Linked DNA regions of Homo sapiens: regions 1, 2, 3 and 4 are each linked to region 5. Evidence: chromatin loops called from intact Hi-C (ENCODE). Cell type or tissue: endothelial cell of umbilical vein. All regions are shown on one strand.

The links. A loop is a pair of places that touch in the nucleus more often than their neighbours do. Peaks named below come from ENCODE experiments on the same cell type or tissue, not always from the same donor. Only the 100,000 strongest peaks of a DNase experiment are listed, where the experiment ranks them.
Region 1: it touches region 5 in a loop (3.0-fold over the local background); 2 of 110 quality-filtered maps call a loop at or near these places.
Region 2: a loop joins it to region 5, with 12 times the contacts of the local background. A loop is called at or near these places in 21 of 110 quality-filtered maps.
Region 3: a loop joins it to region 5, with 4 times the contacts of the local background. A loop is called at or near these places in 4 of 110 quality-filtered maps.
Region 4: it touches region 5 in a loop (4-fold over the local background); 9 of 110 quality-filtered maps call a loop at or near these places.

The regions. Positions count from the first base shown.
Region 1 is chr6:105,274,549-105,279,548 of GRCh38, reverse strand. PREP (prolyl endopeptidase) reads left to right here. Exons shown (of 15, transcript NM_002726.5): 15 at 1,111-5,000. The coding sequence ends at 1,405. PREP-AS1 (PREP antisense RNA 1) reads right to left here and starts at 533. Exons shown (of 2, transcript NR_199037.1): 1 at 471-533. In endothelial cell of umbilical vein, no CTCF peak of the experiment used is centred here; no DNase peak of the experiment used is centred here.
Region 2 is chr6:105,132,516-105,137,515 of GRCh38, reverse strand. POPDC1 (popeye domain cAMP effector 1) reads left to right here and starts at 359. Exons shown (of 8, transcript NM_001199563.2): 1 at 359-547; 2 at 3,928-4,164. The coding sequence starts at 3,939. RefSeq lists silencers at 321-430, 441-560. In endothelial cell of umbilical vein, a CTCF peak has its summit at 2,383 (motif pointing left); a DNase peak (open chromatin) is centred at 515; H3K4me3 peaks cover 1,399 bases; H3K27ac peaks cover 537 bases.
Region 3 is chr6:104,994,004-104,999,003 of GRCh38, reverse strand. The region is part of intron 2 of LIN28B (lin-28 RNA binding posttranscriptional regulator B); the gene reads right to left. Among named protein-coding and RNA genes, the nearest start is that of LIN28B, 39 kb to the right of the region's middle. In endothelial cell of umbilical vein, no CTCF peak of the experiment used is centred here; a DNase peak (open chromatin) is centred at 2,643.
Region 4 is chr6:105,176,956-105,181,955 of GRCh38, reverse strand. POPDC3 (popeye domain cAMP effector 3) reads left to right here and starts at 1,942. Exons shown (of 4, transcript NM_022361.5): 1 at 1,942-2,123. In endothelial cell of umbilical vein, no CTCF peak of the experiment used is centred here; no DNase peak of the experiment used is centred here; H3K4me3 peaks cover 1,017 bases; H3K27me3 peaks cover 179 bases.
Region 5 is chr6:105,400,996-105,405,995 of GRCh38, reverse strand. PREP (prolyl endopeptidase) reads left to right here and starts at 2,914. Exons shown (of 15, transcript NM_002726.5): 1 at 2,914-3,149. The coding sequence starts at 3,105. RefSeq lists a silencer at 2,637-3,206. In endothelial cell of umbilical vein, a CTCF peak has its summit at 2,386; DNase peaks (open chromatin) are centred at 2,465, 2,865 and 3,455; H3K4me3 peaks cover 1,725 bases; H3K27ac peaks cover 1,245 bases.

The DNA of each region.
Region 1 (5,000 bases), 130 kb after region 5:
CTGGGCGATAAATAAAGCCTAATGTATTTTTTCCTACAGATAATGTATAAATATTGCATGTGAATCTCCAAGGGGGAGATTGTTATTATTAACAGGCAGGGTTTTCCAAACTTGTTTCTTTTTAGAACTAACCCATATTTGGAAGAATGGGGCTGGTCAAAAGACACTCTTAAATGAGATCAGAAAACAGATCTCCATCTTATCTGGTGGGAAACTGAGCCCAAGAATGTTTTGGCCTCACGTTGGTTAACTGAGCAGAATTTTTACTGTTTTCACTATTTACCTACCCTTCAAAATAAAACTCTACTAAAACAGGTGATTTTATTCATTAATAAATATTAAATACATTGAAAAACATGACACCCCTATTAGGAGAATGTAAAGAAAAAATATCCAGATATTTCAACTATTATCAGTCACTGTTAAAATCAACATTACTTTTATACTTAACACCCTTTTTGTTAACTTACCCAGGAAACTTGCCTGGTACTTCGGAAGGTGCCCTCCTCCTCTGGCAAAGTCTGTTGCTTTCTGCCGGACTGAGAGCCAGCAGGAGGCTCAACAGCCCATCCAGGTTTCTCGGTTTACAAAGAAACTAGGCCCAGAGAGGACATGTGCTTTTCCTAAGATTGCAAAACTGAGCCTGGAATAAAGGCTTTATAGATGTTATTAAAGGGGCAGCAAGCCCCTTTATACTGTGGATTTCAAGTTTCTCAACAAAAGAAAGGCTTGGACTTTTTTTGAACCACTGAGTGTGGTTATAATGACAATTATTACTCCACTTTGTAGCAGTAAAAAAAAAGCCTAGAGAATATGAAACTACTCACCTTAAGAGACAGTAAGCATGCCTGTGATTTGGGTTGTTTCAACAGACCTGTGAGCTTCCTTCCTACAGTCTTTCAAAGTTGGAGCCACATAAATGACACAGCTCCCCAGTTTCCAGGAGCCCTTGCCAGTCATGGCCTAAATGGTAACGCATAGGCACAGTCCATGGTGGTCACTCACGTACTAGTTAACTGCAGTCCTCACTGCTAATTAACTACCTAGGTCCCTGTGCCATAAAACTCTACTGTTGCTCTCCAGCCTCACAAAGGTGTTTTTGCCTTCCAGATACTCTCCATTGCATAATGTGAAGTTACCAGAAGCAGATGACATCCAGTACCCGTCCATGCTGCTCCTCACTGCTGACCATGATGACCGCGTGGTCCCGCTTCACTCCCTGAAGTTCATTGCCACCCTTCAGTACATCGTGGGCCGCAGCAGGAAGCAAAGCAACCCCCTGCTTATCCACGTGGACACCAAGGCGGGCCACGGGGCGGGGAAGCCCACAGCCAAAGTGATAGAGGAAGTCTCAGACATGTTTGCGTTCATCGCGCGGTGCCTGAACGTCGACTGGATTCCATAAACAGTTTTCGTGCTTCCTCCTGACAGCGACAGAAAACCTCAAGGGCTTTCCCACGTTGACACCAAGAAACCACTGGGCATAATGCTTCCCCACGGGAACATTATTCCTGCACTCACAGGCTACAGTTGAACAGAACTGCCGTGGGAATTTTATCTTTTTTAGGCTTCTCCTTTTTAGCAAGGCCTTGGTGTTTCTTTTTCCACCCTGTCTAGGCACATGTGGTTTTTTGGTGTTTTTTTTAAGGGCATGTTGGGATAAATAGCTAAATGGCAACAAACACATTGTGAATATTAGATTGCTGAATTAAGGATCATAGTCGGGCATACTTATCTATATCCATAACCTCTATATCTTTAAATAAATGTGAGAACTGTTCTCATGGAGAAGACTTCTTTGCAACAATAATAAATGTTATTTAAGAATGACAGGCTTTTACTTCCGGTTTCTTCATATTGAGGGGCAACTCCAGAAGTGGAGTTTTCTGTGAGAATAAAGCATTTCACCTTTCTGCAACAAGTTAGTTTTCAAGCAGTTAAGTCATAGAATGTTTGTTAGCTTTGAAAATAAGTTGTTCATCCACTCTGTCTCCCTTGTTTGTTTGTTTGTTAGAGGTGATGAAGCTGTCAGAGGGGGTTCACTGTCATAAACAAACACTGACCACTTAGTTGGGTAAAAATCTGATCTGGGGCTCTTTTGGTTTGGATGCCTCCTTTCAAAAATCACTGGGCTGGAAAATTCAGATTATTCACCTATTTGTATATTGATTTGTTTACAAAGTATTCCTAGAAATCAGAGTTCCTTGGATCCAAGGATCCTTGGTTCCAAGAGATCACATGAGTAAATTATCCAAACAAACAGATACATATATCCAAGCATTTCTTACAGTCAGAAATTTCAGCATTTCCCAAGCTGTTTCTCCTGCATAGATCACTCCTGGAAATAGAAATAGTCATACTTACTTACTGGAAAAAAAAAAAAAAAAGTTTTGGTTTGCCCACCCCCAAGATTTTTAAGATATACTATTCCTTAAACTTTCATCCATAAAATTTTTTTCAAGGCATATATTTTAACATTTCATGAAACAATGTTCCTTTGAGTATCAGTTTGGGAAATGCTGATCTAACTTAAAACAGTTTTTTTTCCTTTGTCTTGCTTTATCAGATGATATGATAAAAATTATTATTTTATATAGTATCTTAACCTTATATAAAATAGCTTAAAAGATTACTTCATTATTCCAATAATTTGTACTTTTCCAAGTAAGTCCCATCTTCCAAGTTGTATATGTATGTGCTTTTAAGAGCACTCTCTCATTCTCTACGTTTCAAGTTATGGTCAAAAATTAGACATACCATTTTCTATCAAGCATATCACTGCATACCAAGCATATTGAAAGACAGCTATATGGCTTGGTTTTTCTCTACTGGAATCATGTTTTCCGTTACTATTTAGTACGGTACATAATACAGTTGTCATTGAGTATAAGATTCACCATAACTCCTCTGGAAACAAAGTGTGCCAGTAGCTAGTGTTGCATGCTGAGACTCTGTCGTCATCACCATCTACTCAGATACTGATACTAGCTAGCTTTGGTGTAACTGCTGACCAGCATGGCAGGAAAGAAAGAAAATACATTTGCATGGTCAAGCCAGAGGCAGCCTCTTTCCTAGACTAGCTGTGTGGTGTGAAGTACAAATAGCTGAGTTGGACCCACTGAGTCCAGAGCATTTTCAAGGTTGCACAGAATCTAACCATACTTTCTGAGGTCTGCTTTACAGCAGAAAATACAGTGTGTAGTGTGTGAGCTTCAGATATCAGGACTGGGTTCAAATCCCAAATGTCACTTAGCAACTGATGAGGAGGAGGAGGAATACAGTAATACGTTTTTAATGCCTAGCATGATTGGCCTCCAGTTACGAGTTCTCTTTTCCAACCTAATTTTTGTGTCTAGATTTTCACAGGACAACTAATCCCACCAACTAAAGGTATTTTGGGGAGTAGGGGGAGCTTTAAACATTAGAAATAAGACTTGAGATTGGGCTCCTACCCAGAACTCTAAGGGATTCTTCTCTATTTGATCCCACTTTTCTGTATCCTGTGCTCTGCCCTTTGGCTCTTTCTTATGATTACTCTCTTCTAGCTATTTTGAAATGCACAGTAGATTATTGTAAACTATAGACACCCTACTGATCTAACACTAGGTCTTCTTTCAAACTGTATATTTGTAGGCATTAATCTCTTCATCCTCCCTTTCTCTGCCTGCTTTTTTAGCTCCCACATGAGTGGAGAACATGGGATATTTGTCTTCCTGTGCCTGGCTTATTTCACTTACCATATTGACCTTCAGTTCCATCCATGTTGCTGCAAATGACAGGATCTCAGTCTTTTTCATGGCTAAATCATATTCCATTGTATATATGTACCACATTTTCTTCATCTGTTCATCTGCTGATGGGCACGTGGGTTGATTCCCTATCTTGGCTGTTGTGGATAGTGCTGCAGTAGACACAGGAGTGCAGATATCTTTTTGATATACTGATTTCCTTTCTTTTGGATTCATACCCAGTAGTGGAATTGCTCGATCACAGAGGACTTATATGTTTAGTTTTTTTAGGACTGTTTTGAAAAAGAAAAAGTTGTACATGTTGCACAGGTGGCCTCACTGCTTTGTCACAAGGCCCTGCTAAGCACACCAGAGCATTTGTTACCTTAGCAAGATAAAGTCACATTTATGTTCACTATGGACTTACCTGGAATATTATAAAACTTTCCAATTAATCATGTTTCTTAAATACTCCCACTAAAGCTTAAGCAGCTACACACACATGGTGCTACAAGTTTGAAAAGGATAAGTTTCAACTAAGGAAGCCTGTCACCAGTCTCTCAAGGTTTGTCAGTTTTACCAGCCTCTGGAAGTTCCCAGCAGGCCACATAGCTAATGCCCAGAAGGAGTTGCAAAGACTCAAAGGCAGGTTAAGGACAGGCTGGAAAGCTGTGGAGGTTGCTGTAAAGAGGCAAAGGTCATACTGTTGGGGTGGTCAGGCCAGTGGGATGAGGACTGAGGCCCTTGAAGGAGGAACATTGAGCCATTCTCATCCTCCATATCTCAGGGGCTGAAGGTGCAGAGAGAAAATGTCCTGCCCTCATCCAGTTGATATTCCAGGGAGGAGACAGATGGTAAATTATCTTGCTCATGTTTACCCTGTGCCACCCGCTGCAAGCACTCTGTGTGGATGAATGTTTGTCCTCACACAACCTTAGGAAGCACATAATACCTTTTCCCCATTTGGCAAAGGTCCAAGTTCCCCAGCCAGGAGGTGGGCAGGCAGGGCAGTAACCCCAGGAGCTGGGCCTTGGATACTGCACTCTTTTTTTGGGATGGAGTTTTGCTGTTACGGCCCAGGCTGGAGTGCAATGGCGCTATCTCAGCTTACTGCAACCTCCACCTCTTGGGTTCACGTGATTCTCCTGCCTCAGCCTTCCCAGTAGCTGGTATTACAGGCGCATACCATCATTCCCGGCTAATCTTTTTGTATTTTTAGTAGAGATGGGGTTTCACCATGTTGGCCAGGCTGGTCTTGAACTCCTGACCTCA
Region 2 (5,000 bases), 270 kb after region 5:
TCTCTTTCTCATTTTCTCTCCTGATTTCTCTCCCTACCCGGACCGCACTTCTCGAATTATCCCCGTAAGGAGGAACGACGAATGCCGCCGGTCCCACGAGACTGCCGCCCCCCACTCATGCCCAAACAAGGATAGAATCTTGTAGCGAGGCGACAAGAAAATAAATAAGCGGGCGTTTCAAACCGAGTCCTCGGGTGTGCAGACCCGCAGCGGAGTCGCGGGAGCGAGGTGGGAAATCCTGGCCGCGGCGCCGGGCTCCGCCCGCCGGGGGGCGCGGGGCGGCGGGCGCATGCGCGTGCGCGGTGCGGCCCCAGCCCTGGCTGCCGCCGCCTGCCGCCGCCGTCGCGATGCCTATTTTAGTCAAAGCGGCTGCGGGCTTGGGGACCCGGCCCGGGCAGCGGAGCTTCCGGACCCGCCGACCCGCCGAGGAGCGCGCGTCGGGCTCCCGTCGAGCAGCTGAGCCCGTGTGCCCCGCGTCCCGCGCCCCGAAGCTGCCGCTCCGAACTTTGGTCGGCGCTGCCCAGGCTCCCCGCCAGGGACCAGCCGGGTAAGGATGGGAGGCGCAGCTGCAGCCGGCTTTCCCCCCGCGCCGGGTTGTGTGCGGCCTCGCGCTCCCCTGGCTAAATCGGGAAGCGAAAGTTGGATCTCAGCCCCTCGGGGAGCAACTTTGTCGGCCCTGGCGGCAGCTGCTTGTTCTACGCGCCCGGGCAGCCGGGGGCGCCGCCCTCTGTCCCTCCTCGCTGGCCGCGCCCTCGAGGGGCTCCCGGCCCTTGGAGGCCGCCCTTCTCCCCGGGTCTGGGCGCTGCGGCCACAGAGACCCTCAACGGTCAGCGGCCGCCGCTCAGGTCAGGCAGCCCCAGCGTCCCCGGGCCCTCGGCCCCACCGAGTGCCGGCTCCCGCGCTCTGCGGCGGCAAGCCCCTTGGTGAGCTCCGTCTCTGCTCTCTCCGCCGAGTCTCCGGGGTTCCTCCTCGCCCCCTGTAGGGCCGCCTCGAGCCGCGCAGAGCCTGCGTGCAGCCGGGCGCGCGGTGTCGCCCACTCCGTCCCCGCTCGGAGAGTAGGGTGGGCCACGGCGCTCACTCCTCACCCCCGCGTCCCGAGAGCGCCTGGCCGAGGAGGACCGTTGCCACGGACCCTCCTCCTTTAAGGAGCGAGGTCAGAGGGCCCCGGGAGAGCGCCGATGGCTGGGGACCCGAGGTCCGCGCCACCCACCCGCAACCTCCTTCCCCGAGCCTTTGGGAACGGGTTGTTGGCCAGACAAGTCCCAGAAACTGCCTGCTTTGAAGCATGAATAAGTGCGAAAAGACTCTTAGCAATGTAATGCCATTTGCCATTCGGGAGATGTGCGAAGATTCAGTTAGAATTACAGAATGAATTAACTCGACTAGCAAGACGCTCGTTTGCAGTTATCTTTTTCATTTTTTTAGTTTGGTAGAGGTTTAATGTTAGTTTCAGCATTTAGCTATTTAGCCCTACAATCACCTATTTGAAAAACGATAAACAAAACTTTACTAGTATAGGTAATTTAAGGACTTCAACTTTGATGATCTGATGAGGGAAAAATAATTTCTCTTGATTTAGTCAAAATTAATCTGAAAAGTTTACCAATTTAGCAGTCTAACCTTTCTCTTTCCACCTATTCTCTGTATAAGAATTGTTAAGTGTAAGCCACTTAACGATTAAGTGGTAATCAAAGTAAACTGATCTGATCAATATTTTCGACAATAGGTAACTGGCATTTCACAATAGACAATTATATAGATATATAGATACATATATCTATATATATCTCTCTCTCTCTTTAATAAGGTGTCGTGCGTCAAAACATGTTTAGGATGACCGTACCTTCTAAAAACTGCTAATAATATTTTCTGGTTCTTGGGTCATAATAGTAGTTTTCCTGTCATTTTTCTTGGACCAGAAATTGGTACTTTTAGTGTCACTTTAAGAACTTGTAAAAGCCTGATATTGAATTATAGTGGATTAATAGGCAATACAGGTGAAATTGGGTGAACTCGAGGGGCAACATGTATTGATTGATTGATTATGTAAATGTGTATTATAGAACCATAGGCTATTAAAGTTTTCCCTATTCCAAGGAAGAAACAGACCCGAGGAGCAGAAGTGGCTTTCCCTGGCTTATGTAGCACCCTGGTGGCTTGTGGTGTAGAACCTCACTCAACCTCAGGAAGGCTAGGCACTCCTCTGGCTTTATTACTGAGATCTGGGGAGACGGAACAGTGATTTCTGAAAGTGTTTATCAGGTTGACGTTCCTTCAGAGTGGCTTTCATCCCTGTCTCAGTGGCCTTCTCTACAGAGGCTAGGCCTTGGAAGTACATAGATGAATAAACATTGTCCCTGCCTCCTAGAGGACAAACAGGACAATGGGAGTGTAGGTACATTCTACAGTGCTGTCGAAATGATAGTTATTATTAACCTATGTAATGCTAGGGTAGGTGATGTTGGGTTATGAGTGATAGAGGATACCTCATATCATTCTCTGTCCTGCAGAAGTTACGAGATTCATTCTCGTTTGGCCTTGAAAAGCAAATTTTGTATAAATGGAGTTATTAAAATAATGATCTTCCCCCCCGCCATCCTGATAGGCTTATATATTTGCTGATTTCAGACATTTGGAAAATAGGTGAATTTTTGTTTCTTTCCTTTTTGTAGCAAATCAATATCTAAGTCAACTATTACTATTAATATTTATGAGCTATTTCAGAATTATGTAAAAAGATCTTCAGTTGACTTGATCATTTCATTCACAATTTGTAAATTGGTGTGCTTGTTTTTTATCATCTTTAAGCTGTGGAATTCTTTCACATTTGTCTGTTAACATCCTTTCAAAATACCCATTTTGTACCAATTAATTATTCTACTACCTAAAACCTTTAGTATGTTAAGAACAAGCAGTAGAAGAGTAAGATTAATTGCATGACCTTATTTTGAAAGAAATACATATTTCTAAATTTAAATGTATTTAGGGTCCCCATTTGGAATTTTGCTGAAACAGAATAATTCATATAATCTGTAAACCTACATAGTGTTTGGCAAGGACCAAATTTGTGCAATTAATAATAGAGTGTTTTTTAAGGACCGGAGACCGAAGACAGGTAACATAGGAAATGGTTTTATATAAGCATGTGTAAAATGTATATTCTTTAAATGTACTTGCTATGGATTTTCATATGTATAAGTAAACTGGAAGTTTACTACTTTTAAATTTGTGATATGCTACCAGGTAGAATTATTATGGGAAATAAAGTAGAGATTTAAATAAGACAATAAAAGTTTCATGTTGTATCTCTCTGTGTATATATAAATGTTTATATGGCTATATATTATTTGCATATATGATAATGTATTATGTATGTATGATACAGTGATTTAATGGTGGTATAAAAATAGAGCCTTCTAAATATCCTAAGCCTTCAAATAGATGTGAGGGTATTCATATTTTTTAAGTATTCAAATAATTAGTTTTCTAGTTATTTTTCCTGTGTTTGGATTCAGTCACCAGTGGGAATTTGATGGAAGACTAGACTAAATAACTTTGTAATTACCATGGTTTATGAACATTGGTGATTATCTTAAAGACTAATTCCCTCACTCCTCCCTTCCCTACAAGTGTTTATACGTATATATGTGCCTATGAGGGAATAGTTTTGCACTATGCTAAGTATTTTATGTATTTCATTTCATTTGATCATAAGGCAAATGAGGTATTATTACCATCTTTTAACAGGTAAGGAACTGAATACATTTAATATGTGACAGAGTTGGATTTGAATCTGGGTCTGTCTAATTCATAAGCACTAGAGAAGTCTATTTAATTCACAGAAATAATTTTGGTATAATACCTATGAAGGTAAAAAGATACAATTGCCATTTTTACGATTTTACTTTTGTTTACTTGTTTTTACAGGAATTTTCAAAATGAATTATACAGAGTCCAGCCCATTGAGAGAATCAACTGCCATAGGTTTTACACCTGAGTTAGAAAGTATCATACCTGTGCCTTCCAATAAGACCACTTGTGAAAACTGGAGAGAGATACATCATCTGGTTTTTCATGTAGCAAATATTTGTTTTGCAGTTGGGTTGGTTATTCCAACTACTCTTCACCTTCATATGATATTTCTTAGGGGAATGTTAACTCTAGGTAAGATACCTAACTGATACTTTATGTAACTTTTCTGTAACTGACATAAGATGGGCTTTACATTGAGAGCTTCAGAGTATTCTTTGTCAGGCCCATAGCAAGCCAAAAAATGTAAGTCTTTGTTAATGAATTAGCAGTATATCAATTAGCTTAGAGCATAGGCCTTCACATGCCATATCTCTCCCTTACTTACTTTGTTTATATGTGCTTTCATATGTTGTTTAGGTTTTCCAGATACCAGAACATTCATTCATGTGTAAGAGTATGAACTTTAAAGCCAAATTGTGTGATTCAAATCCTGGTTCTATTTCTTGTCAACTGTAACTTGGGCAAGTGATTTAATCTTTCTACTGCCTCAGTTTCCTCATGTATCAGATAAGGGTAAAAATAATACCACCTCCCAAAGTTGTTGTGAATTAAATGTGTGTCATATATATATTTAACTTGGAATATTGCCTGCCCATAGTAAGTACTGTATAGTTTTAACTATTATTACTTGAAAAGATATTTGCTGTGGGCAGTAAAGAAACATTGGGAACAAAAACAATTACCAGATACAGTAGTTCAAATAAAACAAATTTTTTTTGGTCCCAGTAACCCTGATGAAGCAAGTTAAATTGATTCACATCAGAACATTAAAACAATTGAATCTGTTATATTAGCCAGTGATTCTTGACAAATTATTCTCTATGTGATTATTTCCCTGATGGCCCATTTATTCAGGTGCATTTTTTAGCACCTGTGATGTGTCCAGACAAAGACTGAGGAAGGCCGTCTTCATCCTTGAGAAAGACACTCTTGTGGGGGCTGGTGGAGAAACAGATGGGCAATCCCAG
Region 3 (5,000 bases), 410 kb after region 5:
TATATACTGCAAGGATTTTAAATCTTTTGTCTGTACATTATAAATCATTTTCTTACTTTGCAATTGGCCTTTCAATTACTTAAGAAGTTTCTACAAGCTATTTAAGTCTAGTAATAAAAATATAGTTAAAATGACAAAGATCCTTAGTCATGCACAATACCCAAAAAATTACCTGGTTTACCGTACATACATACTTAATTTATACATAATTTACTCACTTTAGTTAAATATTTTAGACCCCAATGTGTAAGTAAACTGTCTTGATGACATTAAAATATATTTGGAATAAAATATTTCACTCATTAAATGGCCATCATTACTTTTATAAATAATAGGTTATCTAAATATAAAAATGACTTTAAATGTCAACATCAGTGAATGATAAATGATACTGGATTCTAAGAGGAAATGAATGGACAAGAAGAAATTAATTTTTTATATAGGCAGTTGTAACATGACACAGCTGGCAAGTACGGAGAGAAAAAAGTAGTTAAATATAAATGGTGAAGGTAAACAAATTTTAAAATCACAAATTATTATTGTCTATATTTTAACAATAAACTATTATACAAAGAATAAAATTAAACCAGCTAATCCTAAATTATTTTGGAATAAGCTCATTGTTAAGTATGTTCTGTTTAACACTGAAAAATCTAAACAAAATGATAATAAAATGTTAACAGATTTACATCCCTCTTTTAGTTGAACTTTATGCTTTATGAATAAAATATAGTCACAGGACTTCAATTACATAATAGGTTAAATTTTACTGCAATGAACTTCAATTATTTCTTGGTTTTAACCTTGTGGGGTCTTATAACATGAAACACTTCTTAAAAACATGGGTCTTGAATTAGGTATGTTTATTTTAATATTCTGTTATTGTATGGTTTGATCAGTATTACACATTTTAGCTAAAACTATTCTAATTATGACTAAAACAAGTTAAATGGATAACAAAAGGACTTAATTTTACAGCATAAAAGGGTTTAAAACAATCTTTCAACAATAAGGCTTTTCCAATAATGAAACCTTTTTTTCCTCAGTTTATTATTGTATATAAATAAGACAGTCTTTTCAAAAGCATGTAGAAGAAGACAAGCTCATCAAAAAGGCACAAGGGAATAAATTAAGGAAAAAAGGCTACTGCTGCTTCCCATGAGTGACACCAACACTAATGGGGATGCTAGGCATATAAACCCGGAAGTGTCAGCCTTAGCTAATGTGCTAAGACTAATTTTTATGGGATATGAACCCGGCCATGTGCAGATTATAAATTCTGATTTCAGTACAAGTATGAGCTTCTTACCATTAGAAATTCTACCATCATTATTCTCTATCATCATCACCAAATGTCAAACCTCTCAACCTGAAAACATTTTATCATTTTAGCAGTCAGGTCTATATTGCAACTTTCAGGCTATCTCATAGAAATAACGTGTGTGTGTGGCGGGGGGGGGCGGGTGTTACATATTTTTGTTGGTACTATATTATATTGGGCAACTGAGAAACTATACATATAGATACAGTTCAATTTCGTCATCATCAAGGTTCAAATTTTTTATTCTTTTCTTCCTTTCACTCCATCTTATCTATATATACGAAATACTATATAAATCACAATATTTATATATCATAACAATAAAATTAAAATTATAACCATGTAAAAATATTTTATGGACAAACTTTTTCTTTTCTTTTTCTTTTCTTTTTTTTTTTTTTTGAGACGGAGTCTCGTTCTGTCGCGCAGGCTGGAGTGCAGTGGCGCGATCTTGGCTCACTGCAACCTCTGCCTCCCGGGTCCACGCCATTCTCCTGCCTCAGCCTCCCGAGTAGCTGGGACTACAGGTGTGTGCCACCATGCCCAGCTAATTTTTTGTATTCTTAGTAGAGATGGGGCTTCACCGTGTTAGCCAGGATGGTCTCGATCTCCTGACCTCATGATCCACCCGCCTTGGCCTCCCAAAGTGCTGGGATTACAGGCATGAACCACTGTGCCCGGCCTTTCTTTTCCTTTTAAAAACCAAGGTTTCACTCTGTCACCCAGGCTGGAGTGCAATAGCTCATTCCTAGCTCACGCAGCCTCAAACTCCTGGGGTGAAGTGATCTTCCTACCTTAGCTTCCCCCAAGTAGCTGGGACCACGGGTGCATGCCCCCTTACCTGGCTTGGACAAACATTTTTAAGAAAAATAAAGTTATTTGAAATAGACTTATAGGCAAGGTAAAATGTTCATTAAACAATTAAGGGGGAGTTTTGTCCACAAACACTATTTTCATCATACCACAACCTGGTTAAGGAATCTACATGAAGGATATTCCAAAGTTTATCAATTAAAACCATATACGACCTGGTTTTTCCTTACTTTACTACCCCTCTACACCTCCTTAATTACTGTCCTTAGTGTATTCCCAATACAGACTTACTAGAGCACTTCCTAACAACACCCAACATTTGTCTCTGCCTCTAAGCCTTTGCTAAATTCTTCTCTTCACTTATCACTGTTATATACTGAGAAAGACAGAAGCAGCCCTTCACAGTCAGGAGCTGTCTTGGCACTATCTGTTAGGCCAAGAGTGTTCTGTTGAACATAAACAATTTCAGAGAACACTAACATCAGACAAGAACATTCTGTGACCTTATCTGAACAGAGACAAAAACAAGAACACTGTCCAAACCAGAAATGATCAAACACTCCCCTCTTCTGGCTAATAAAGTTGTTTAACAATTTCTAGTTTTAGCCCTGCTATATTCCTCTTTCTAGATAAGAATTGTTAAGATACCCAACCACAGAATGACTCCTGCTTTCTGATGGCATCCAGTCCAGAGCAAATCCCTGCTTCCTTAACCCTCTGCAAATCCCCTAACATAAACTCAAGTCCCATAAGTCCTTTTTAACGCCCTCTTATTGAGATGCTACAAGATTCCACATGATGTGCCGTGTCTCACACTGCTGCAAATTATAAACCTGATTTTGTTTGATTCACATGTGTTTCTAGTGGGGTATGTATATATGTGTATTTTATATATATATATATAAAGTATATAATTTTAAAATAATTTTTAAATATTTTTTAAACCTTACTCAGAAGACATAGTTATCTAAGAAGTTTCCCTTCATTATATAAGCCCAAGCTACTTTTAGTTTGGCTTTAGCTATTTTTTTTAGTTTAGTTTATATTTAGTTCATCATGTTTTTACAGTTCTTATTACATGTATTTATTTACATGCTGTTGAGTAAAAATGTTTCCATTAAACGCACATATATATTTGCCTTCTACTTCCGAAACAGAAGATATGCTTCTTGTGGATCTAAACATTTATATCTTTCTATCACTATGAAGAAAGTATGTCACTAATCCCTCTTATTTACTGGTACTTTGCTAAGTTCTATTCCTGGATTCTTTTCTTCCCACTCTACATTTTCTATTTCACTACCACTTAAATCTGATGATTCCCATATCTATAACTAGAACCTAGACTTGAGTTCTCAGACCCACATGAATATATCCAACTGGATGGTCACAGGGCCTGCATACTTACATTTCTAAAACAGATTTTATATCTGGCCCCCCCAAATCTGAGGATCCCTCTCCTTCACTATAATTCTCATGCTTCTGTCTCTCCGATCCACTCAATCAACTCAAGCTAGAAATGTAATAAGTCACTCGTATGCTTGCCTCCTCTCTCACCCTCTACAACCAATAGTCTACCAAATCCTAAGTATACTCTCCTTAAATCTCTAATGTTCCTGTTTGTCTCCAGTGTTACTGCTTTGGTTAAGGCCTCCTTTACCCTTTTCCTAGAAATGCAGTTCTCTTACCTTCCTTAAATGCATCCTCAATACACAGGCTGAGTATCCCTTATCCAAAATGCTTGGAACCAGAAGTGTTTGAGATTTTGGACATTTCTGGGATTTTGAAATATATGCATTATACTTACCAGCTGAGCATCCCTAATCCCCAAAATCCAAAATGCTCCAGTGAGTATTTCCTTTGGACAGTAAGTTGGTGCTCAAAAATTTTTGGATCTTGGAAGATTTTGGATTTGAGATTTTCCAGTTAGGGATAACTCAGTCTGCAATACAGCAAGAACCACTTATAGTGAAAATCTGTTCAAATTACTTGTCTGCTTAAAATCCTTCAAAGGCTCCCCGTGTGAATCAGTTTAAAGCCGACCTTTCAATAAGTTTAAGGCCAACCTTTCCATCCCTCTTACCTCTTCAACCAACTGTCTCACACCGTCCTCTCATCCTTTGCCCACACTTAACTATTTAAAATGTTCTAAAAATGCCTGGCTCTGAATGTAATGCCTTCTCTGTTGAGAATTACTGCCTGACAAAGACCCTTCTCTTACAAGGCTCAAATTAATAATCGACTCTTACATAATATTTTTAACACCCTGACAAATGAAAAACCTCCCCTTTTGGGATTCCAATATACAAATTTTCCCAACAGGATCTATGTCACTTTTATGAACGATTTATAGCTTTCTCTCCTATTCCAAACCACAAGGTCCTTGAAGACAGAGCCCATGACTGAATCCATTTTTAAATCCTAAATAGCTAACACAATGCCTGGCAGAAAACAAAATTGAATGGATAAGTTAAATAACTGATTTGCTAATTCTTAGTAAAACAATTTTATTTTGCCACAGATCTTCACTTAAAAGTATCGTTAAAAGTTAAAAAATGTTTTTATCGGTCAGGCGCGGTGGCTCACGCCTGTAATCCCAGCAATTTGGGAGGCCGAGGCGGGCGGATCACGAGGTCAGGAGATCGAGACCAACCTGGCTAACACAGTGAAATGCCGTCTCTACTAAAAATACAAAAAATTAGCCGGGTGTGGTGGCACACGCCTGTAATCCCAGCTACTTGGAAGGCTGAGGCAGGAGAATGGCATGAACCTGGAAGGCGGAGCTTGCAGTGAGCCGAGATTGCGCCACTGCCCTCCAGCCTGGGCGACAGAAGGAGACTCCGTCTCAAAAATATATATATATATT
Region 4 (5,000 bases), 220 kb after region 5:
GGGAATCAGAAACTATTGGGGCCACTGAAGAATCTGTCACACAGGGATATCTTTGTTGCATTGAGACAGGAAAGCTATTTTAAGATGGTGTGGTGAAAAAGGATAAAAGCTCCTTACTCAAGCTCTAGCTTATCTAACTCTCAGTCAATAGGTAACAAAACACCCAAGAAGCTGTTAACTGCAAGCTCCTATTTCAGAGGGCTAGGGACTTCCCCAGATCCCCGCCTGTACAGTTAGACTTAAACTCCAACCTACATTTACCCCTTCCTCACTTTAATGCTAAAAATTACTCCTGGGGTGGAGATTTAAAATGCTAATGCTACATATGATGTATGAAAAAGCATATTGGGCCACTGTGCAAGCACTAGAAAAACTCCTCCTATAGGTGCCCTGATGTAACCCTCCCCTATAGAAAGACCCTATAAAACTGACCCACACACTATCCTCAGAGCAGTCCGTTCCTTTGCCTTTCTTGGTGCTGACTCCCTTGCGCACAAGCTGAATACACTTTCCTTTGCTGCTATGTTTGGTGATCTCTGTTAATCTCTATCATGGGAGATCATAAGAATCCAGGGCAACAGTAACAGCTTCTGAGTTTTTAAATTAAAAATAACAGTAATATAATCCTTAAATTTTTAAAATGTAGGACACTAAACAAGTAAAATCTAAATCCAGAGTACATCTGACCTCAAAGTTCATGGGCTTCTCACTTCCCTGGCCATAGTTTAAAGGTGTGTGTGTGTGTATATATATATATATACATATATATACACACACACACACACACACACACACACACACACACACTATGGACTACATCCAGTTCAAACTGGATTTCCAACATTTGAGTAAATCCCTGCAATGAAGAGAAAGAGCAAAGGCCTAGGAGTCAACTGGTTTCTAGCCATTTCTGGGGTGTAAGAATATGTGTATTTCTTGATCCTCAGTTCCAGCATCAATTAAAGGGAGTTAATTTTACCATCTATATTCACTGTTTTTGTGGTTACCCTGGGGCTCAAAAAAGACACTGATTGCTCAATAAATTCTTGTTCCTGGAGTCGCTGTTATCAATATGGTTATATAAAATGAAAGCGAACTAGAAGACAGGAGATGACATTCTTAAATTAGTGGCGTGTTTTACTGGTCGTCACCAACCCTCACATTTGTTTCATCACAAAAACAAAACAAAACTTTGCTAATTGCAAAGGAAGAAAAAATGCACCTGATCATTGCTTTAAAATTGTATGCATTTGGTTATTACTGATATGAGCTTTTTGTCATTTGTGTTTTTAAATTTTTTCCTTTTATGATTGTCTATGCCCTTTACTCATTTGCTTTTAGAGATGTTCATTGATTTGAATATAGATATTTTATTTTTCATGCAACAGTCCGTATTTATTGGTTGGGTGCGGTGGCTCACATCTGCAATCCTAAGCTTTAGGAGGCTGAGTCAGGAGGATGCCTGGGCCCAGGAGGTCGAGATTGCAGTGAGCCGTGATCACCACTGCACTCCAGCCTGGGTGACAGAGCGAGACACCATCTCTAAAAAAAAAAAAAATACTATATTTACCTCTCTCTCTCTCTCTCTCTGTCCAATACACCCTAATATTCCCGTCCCCACTATGGTGATTTACCTCTTCATTTTGTTTACGGTGTGTGTGGAGCGGGGGTGAGAGAGCAGGCGTGCAGTTGCCTTGGTTCAGCAGCCAGCCCATCGCTCCTGCCTAGTGTGACTGTGAATACTAGGTGTATGTTACAACCGGGAGCGGTGTACACTCGGGGAACCGCATCTTTGGAAACTTCGGTCCGTAGCGGCCGCTAGGATTCTCCGCAGCCCCGCACCCCGGTGGCCGAACCGCCTGCCCCGGCCCAGACGCAGCCGCCGCGCCCGCCCACCCGGCTGCGCCCCGGGGCGCGCGCCCGTGCCCGGCACCCGCCCGCGCCGCCGCGCCGCTCCGGAGCCCGCTGCGGTCACGCTGCGCCCGGCGCCGCAGGGTGGGCGGCGAGGCACTCACGAGGGGGACGCTGAGGGCTTCCGCGCGGGCCACCCGGGTCAAGCGCGCTCCGCCGGGAAACTTCTGCGGGCGCCGGGCTGAAGCTCCGGGCAGGGCTGGGAAGGAAAGGTAAGAAGGTGAGCCCGGGGGCGCTGCGTCCGCCGCCTTCCGGTGCTGTCCGCACCCTCGCACCTCGCGGCCGCTTCGGGCAACTTAGCGGGCGCGGCTTCTGCTGGGCCGCCGACCCCTGCGAGCGCTTGCGTCTCGCTGCCCCGCGCTGCCCGCGCCGCTCCCTTCCCGGCTCCGGTCAACTCCGCGCCCTGGGGTCCGGGGTCTGGGGTCCCGGCTGTGTCGCCGCTCACAGCTCGGAGGTCTAGGGGATCCTTTGCTGCGGTTCCTATCCGCGCCGACCCCTGAAGAACGCGAGTCGTATGCCCTAGAGGCTTCTGGGCGAATATTCCTCCCAGATCTTTTCCTGCAGGTCCTACTCTGGCCCCAGGCACCCTGGAGCCGAAATAAACAGGCCAGTTTTGCAAGGGAGAAAAGCCGTTCCTAGGGGCCCTTGTCAGTCCTGGGGAAGTCATGCCAGCGCCGGGAGTTTCCTTCCCCCCTACTCCCGCCCCCGGTCTGTAAGCAAAGGGCCTGACTGGTGTCAGTGCTCTCACACTGTTCTCACAGAGTTGGGGGTACAAAAAAGCTGCCTCATCAAAGGTCGCGCGGACCTGTTTTCTCCATTTGGGGATCCCCCTGCCAAAAAAGAAATTTGCCAACCCCTAAATTGTCTTATCACCATGTCGGTTACAGTGGTATAGTTTTGAGGGTCTGTATTTTAGGCAAAGATGAAAGGCACAACCAAAATACAGTAAGAGGGGCAGTGCCAAAAATTTAGCCAGAAGACATTTGCAGAAAGTGAAAAATTCTGTTTGTAAATAATAAATGGAAAAGTAGAATTAGAAGCCCACTTTTGGACGCAATTTGATTTACTAAACTTCGTTGCTTCCTGACTTTTCACTCTAATTCCGGTAGTTAGATATTTTGAATTTGCAAGCCTACAAACTGCAATTGAGTTTTATAGCAGCCTTAAAAAATTATTGTTGCCTGTTCATACTAAGTTTAGTGGCTATTTTTTTTCCTTCTTGTTTTTAATTCTACGGACTGTTGCATGAAAATATCCTCTTGTGAGAGTACAATAACTTGGCATTGTTCTTTGTGACAATAGAAAACCAAACAAGAACTACATGAGACAGAAAATATAAACAAAAAATTGGATCTCAGTTTCCATATTCGCAAAATGAAGAGCTCTGGCTGATCCCAGATTCCAGATATCTCTGAGGTTCTGTCCTGAAAAATCTGTGTGTGTGTGTGTGTGTGTGTGTGTGTGTGTGTGTGTGTGTGTGTCTTCAGGAGTTTGGGATACAAATATTAATTGAAATCTAAGATATTCTCTGTCCTCAAAATTTTATACATTTAAATGGGAAATATTTGATAGTTGAGTTTCTTTAATCATATCAGTCCCTCAAAATAGCTGAATCATGGTGCATCTTCTGCCTCTAAATGGTTACATTCTATGCTATTAAATAAAAATGTGTCATGGGAAACAAAAGTCCCATACTTTTCACCACAAGACTGACTAATACGGTTGACACACTAGAGCACTGATGCCTGCTTATTTTGAAACAGTCTCCAGGAAGAATTAAGAATGTTATGAAGCATTTGCTACAGTATGTGAGCATAACACATAAGCAACATGGCAGGCAAGAAATTTCAAAACTGCTTTGGAAATATCCATGATAGATCTGAAAGTCTGTAAACTGCAGTTGAGATCACATTTTGTAATTATGGTCATTGGTCAGTTGGGATTATGAGCTCCCTCGAGAGAATGTCCCTCCAATTAATAGAAGAGTATATCGAATCACCGATTCGATTGTTTTAAAGGAAGAGAGAAAATGTTTCTCCCTTTTATCTAAGTAGTTATAAGAAAAAGTCTTACAAGGAAAATTACATCAGGTGTTTTCTAAATTAAATAAATAACCGAAAGTTCCTGACTGAAATTACCTATAAAAATGCAGGGTCCTCCTCCAACCCAGAGAATCCAGGGATTGATTCACACAGACTTTTAGCGAGACTTTCTTACTTTGTGTTCTTCAACAGAATAATAACCTCCAGTGACTCTGGCACACTGAAATTGGCTAGGATGGGATCATGAAGGAAGGTGTTGTGGGGTAGTATTGGAAGGACAAGCAACTGGCTAAGCTTACAGAAGAATCTCCATCCCTCTGAGCTTCATCTTCCACTCTGAACAATGCTGACAATAGTATGTAGGTTTCAGAGTTGCTGTGACTCCTAAATGGATCTGTTTTAGGAATTAGTACCTGCACAGAGAAAGAGCACAGCTGATCTTGGTTCTTCCTGTCTTCTTTGGAAGGTGTTTGTTTCCTAGCTGAACAAATTGCAGCTGAACTGTAGATAACAGCTTTTGCTTTTAATTTCAAAATTCTGTGTGGCAAAATCTTGATAATTGTTGAATCTGGGTAACAGGTATATGGGAATTTGTTGTATACTATTTTCTCTATTTTTGTATGTGTTCAAAATTATCAGAAAAAAATTTAAGTGTGAATCTGAAAAAAAAACCCCACACTTTGAGTTATTTCTAGTCCAGGATTTCATTTTACATTGTCTGTTTCATTTTACATTGTATTTTTTAATTAGTGAATATTTAAATATAGAGAAATATAAATTATGTACTATATAGGGAGTGGATGGGCAGCGACTGGTCCTGGAGAACAATCCATGGCAGTCTTCAATTTTTTGTGTGGAATATTTTTTATTATGAAACAATCTAAAGAAAATATGACAGTGTTGATGGTTGTTAATTCTGGTTGTTGGGTTCATGGATTTTTTTAAATGTTTATATTTAAAATTTTTTTACATTGGTATAAAATCACCATATTGTTTCCCAAAATCATTATAAGAATACAAATAATGCAGCTGTTTTTAAAAAGGTAA
Region 5 (5,000 bases):
GAAACCAGTTAGTGACAGAGCCTGAAAGAGAATCTTACTCTTATCCTAGGTGCTATTTCACACTTCATGATGCCTTGCAAAGATTAGATATACAAGAATACATAAGAATTTCCATTAAAAGTCACACTGGAAAAAGCAACATAAATCTTTGGGGAAACATAGTGTGAAATGACTGCACTCCACCAATTAGTCAGTATGTTAGCTAGCTACCTGGAAACCAGAGTCAAATTAAAAGGTGGATTATCCAGGCAGCACTCAAAGCATCCATCTCTAAGGGGTGCTAACAAGACAGCACCCTTGTGTGAATTAGAAAAATATCCTTTACCCAGGAAGGTGCAGTCCCTTGAGAATAAGACACCCCTTCCTCCAGGTGAATGTGCCAGCACCTGTCTGCAGTGTGGCAAGTGGAGAGTGAGATGGATTTCAGTCCCCACTTCGCCCCTTGGGTGGGCATCCTTGTGCATTTACCAGAAATCCTCTCTTGGAGACCATATGTGGGTGGGGGTTGCTTTGATAAGCAACTTGAGGTGGGGTAGAGACAGCCAAGCAGCAGTAAATGATCACTAGCCTGCCTTCTTCAGAGGGTGACTCTTCTTAACTGAGTGGGGCACAAAGTTTGAGGTCAGAGGAGAGGCTGAAGGCTGCCCTGGAAGTCCTTCTATGTCTCTGCTCACCCTCATTCTCCCAAAGGCCTAGGGTTCTGAATTAGAGCATGAGTTATCACAGTGTAAATTCTACAATTCCCCTGAAAACAGTCTACAGTGTCAGAGGTCAAAGAGTGCTCTGGTATTTATTCTGGAGGTGGCACTTCCATTCTGAGATAGTTCAAATACTTCCTTTCTCTGCATTGTCTATGGAAAAAGTTGACTTTGCAGTCAACTTATGAATATGAATCTTGTATTGTCTTAGCTGTGTGATGACTTTGAACTCATTCCCTTAAAGCTGCTGAGATTCTTTTTCCTCATCTGTAAAATGGTCTTTGCTATAAGGATTAAAGGAGACAACACATTGGCAAACAAAAGTGCAACTAACGTGGTCAATAGGAGGGGAAAGGGTGCTCTCCCATCTTCCCTCCCACTCCATCTCACTCCAGATGCAGACAACCTACTGCTGGGAGCCTCTTGCACTGTCTGTGCCACTACAAACCTTTACCTCTCAGGGCCCAGAGGAACTGGGCACCAGAACGGCTGACTGAAAGGGAAGAGAGGATGATACCTAGGTTTGATTTGTCCTTTGGGTACCACAATTCCCACATTTTCTTTAGGTCCTGCTAAATTGAAGTTTTCCCTGCAAATGGGTGCCCTGTAGACTCTAGAGTATCTCTACTTATTTATGAGTAGGAAGGCCGTCAGAGTGGTTAAGAATGAGCATTGGTATTGGAGAGACCTAGGTTGGAATCCTGGCTCTACTTTTTCACTTTTTGTGAAGTCCTGGGCAAAAGTCAGCCCGTTTTCCTTAACTATAAAATAGGGACATTAGTTCTAGATAGTTTCCTGATACACTGAAAAAAACACTCCATAAGCATTAATATTATCATTAGGGGGTCTGCTGGGTCAAGTGCTCCTGGGTTGCTCTTTAAAAAATCCCTCACAGTGGCAGAAGGAGGAGACAATGCCTGCCAGTCCCTGCGTCAGGTGACAGCCAGGGAAGGCACGAGGTGGGAACTGGAATTGGGACTTCTGGGCTGTAGTGGGCTATGCCCCCGTGTTTGCACAAAGTTTGTTATCAATAGCGTGAGTTCTCCCAGAATTGAGGATTCTCAGATTGCCCCAGGAGGGGGTATCTGGGATCAGATGCAGAAAATGATTATGACACATCACTATGAACAGAAATGGTGAACTAAGGGTGAGGCATGGAATTGGGACCATATCACAAAAGAGACGGAGGACACAAGTTTATAATAGTTACCATATCCACTTAGATTCCGGAGGTGAAGGACTTTCTGGTCACACCTATTCTTTCTTCCAGGACTTTTTGGAAGCCAGGGATAGAAAACACACTGGGCACACACTATACCCCTGATGGCTGGGGCTATAAAGTCTCTTCTGGGTGGTCCAGGAAGCAAGACCAGAACACATACCGCTGCTGGCCCGAGGATGATGACATGTAACTATTAAATTTTCATGGGTTTGAGGTCAAGTATCTTGTCTATTATCTTTTCTTCCCATAAACAGTAGGTGCTCAATAAACAAGCATGACAGCAGGAGAGGAAATGAGGAAAAGGCAGGATAAATAAAATACCCCTGATGAGTTCCAGGCCTCTTAATCTTGGTTCTTTCTCAATCGGTAAATATCAAATAAGGGCTCAACCGTAGTCCTGCCAACACCTCCAAAGCATCTCCATAGTCCGGATGCTAAACCACCCAGTGTCCACCAGGGGTCCTGGGATGAAGGGAGACGTGTTTCTTTCACGGTCATCATGATCGATTACTTCTTCCCTTCAAGTCCAGAGTCGCAGGCAGTGGACATAAGGCCACCTCCAGCCCTCTGCTTCCAAGGCTGGGGAGAGGCAAGGTCTCCCTTCGCCGCCGTAACCAGCCCGGGAACAGGAAGGCTGGGGAAGGTGGGGGACTCCATCAGCAAGGAAACCCTGGGGCTTCACTCTCCTACAGGCGGTCCTGCGAGCGCGGCCAAAGAGAGGCAGGGCGCTAGGGAAGGCGCGGGGACCCGGCCTCGGTGGAAGGACTTGTCCCCGGCGCAGAGGACGGGCGGGCGGCCGGGCGTGGGCGAGCGCGTAGCCGGCGTGCTCCTCCGTGCGCCCGGGCGGCGCGGGCGCGGCCGGCGATCCTGCAGAGGGAGCTGTGCGCCGGCCTTAGCGCACGCTCGGTGCCGCCCGCTCCCTCTTGCCGCCGCCGCCGCCGCTGGGCCCGCCCGCCGGGGAGGGGCTCCCGGCCTCGCAGACAGCGGCTTCCTGCTTTCTGCACGTCCTCGCCGCCGCGCCGCCAGTCCGTTTGTGCTAGCTCTGGCCGTGAGCCGGCCGCCCGCTGCCGCCGGCCGCCCCGCAGCTGCCTGCGCCCCAGCCGCGCCTCGCGGCCAGCCCGGCTAGCTCAGGTCCGCTCCCGGAGCCCGCGCCCCTCCACGCTGCCCCCTGCCTGTCCCCGGCCATGCTGTCCCTTCAGTACCCCGACGTGTACCGCGACGAGACCGCCGTAAGTATCTCTGCCTCCGCCCAGAGGGCTCCCGGGCAAAGGTGCCCAGCCTGCCTGACCCGTGGCACCCGCAGCTCCTCTTCCTGTAGGCCTTCGACCCCCGCGTCCCTCCCCTCCCCCTCGGCCTTTGTTTGGGAGAATTGGGCCGGGGGCGCGGGGCTCCTCTGCAGCGCTGGGGTCCCGCGGGCGGTCACTCTGCTAGTGCTGGCGGCGGAGCCTGTGGGCAGCGCCGCCCGGCCGCTTCCTAGAATCAATGGGGTCAAGGGCAGACGCCCGGGTAGAATGGGTGTCTTCAGGGAGTGGGAAGACAGACGGTGTCACTGCTTTTTTGACTGGCGAAGCCTCTTGCTTAAATATGGTGGTAGGAGAAAGTGTCCGCTGGGGTGTGTGTGTGTGTTTGTGTGTGTGTGTGTGTGTGTGTGTGTGTGATGTCACATTTAAAAACGAAAACAAACTTTTAAAACTTACACTTTAAAGTCCTTAGAGTTGAAGCATATTCGTTCGATTTTAAAAGGTGTGTTGAGCGCCTACCCTGTCCCAGGTCGGATGAGGCGCACTGGGCCCTGGGGATGCCAGAGACCCGGACAGAAATGGGGAAGGCGGAGCAGTGACCCCATAGTGTGGCCGTGCTGATCCATGTTTTCTTAAACAAGAAAAGGAGTTGAGAGAGGGTGAGAGGAGGTCTTAGAAGGGAGAGGGGTTGACCTTTTTCAGAATGAGTAAGTTTTGTCTAGTGGCGGAGTTGACCACCATTTGCCTAAGCTGCAGATGAACTCAAGGTAACTGTTGAGATCCAGTAGGCGGAATTCTGGGCAGACACCTTTTTTGTGTAAACGTGAATTTGACGACTTAGGAACTGGATTGCATCCACATGTTGTGGCCGTGATTCTCTTACTAATAGCTACATTTCTCAGATTACTTAAAATATAATCAGAATAAGTATGTATTTGTGTGATACAGTTTTAATGTTTTTCTGTTTACTTTCCCAATTTATGCCAGAAAGTGTTTACTTTAAAGCACGTGCTACATTGGGGTAAAGGGTGCTGACGCTTCGGAGTAAAGGACATACTGTTTTAAATTAAGACTTCCAAGTGACACTGATGCATTCATTCATGGTTTCTTTGACCAGTGGCCATCTGGTAACCATGTTTTCTCAGTCTGCTCAGCTGCTTGCTTATTAAATTTACCCTAACAGCTCAAGAAGCTCTATTCCTGTGGTTTAAAGGTTGTTTCCTTTGAATATGGGAGTAAAGTGATCCTGCTGGAATGGAGAAAGAGGCTGGACTAAATGAAAAGACCAGAGCGCTAGTTCTGGTTCTGTCATTCACTAGTTAGGTGACTTTTAGCAGCTCTTTTACCTGTTATGGGCCTTTTTTCTCATATGAGAAATATTTGGACTGACCATAGGGCTTACTTGCTTCTGCAGTAGGAATGTTGTCATTCATTCATTCATTCATGTGACAGTCTAGCTCTGCAGTGTTCCAGACTAGTAATGGGAAGCCAGGTGACTCTCTTGGTTCTGGTTCTTGAGGATCAGAATATAAAGAATTACCCATTCTGTGGTTTGATAAGTGCAGTTTTAAGTTTGTTTTTAGAGTTACTTGTTAGTTTTTCACCACTGTGGGTGCCTAAATCCTACAGTTTGTTTATTTATGTTTGATATTTCATGAAAGGTTTAAGTGAGGATTTTATGAAGACGTCTAAAAGATTATAAACAACTCGGAAGGGTATACTGTGGATTTTAATACACTCCAGTTCCTTCTCATTAAGCAACTCATGCTAACTCTAAGCCTCGTGGCCAAGGGAATGTAGCTCTGGCCCAGTCTGGATCTTGTTGTGTGGCTCCTTGAT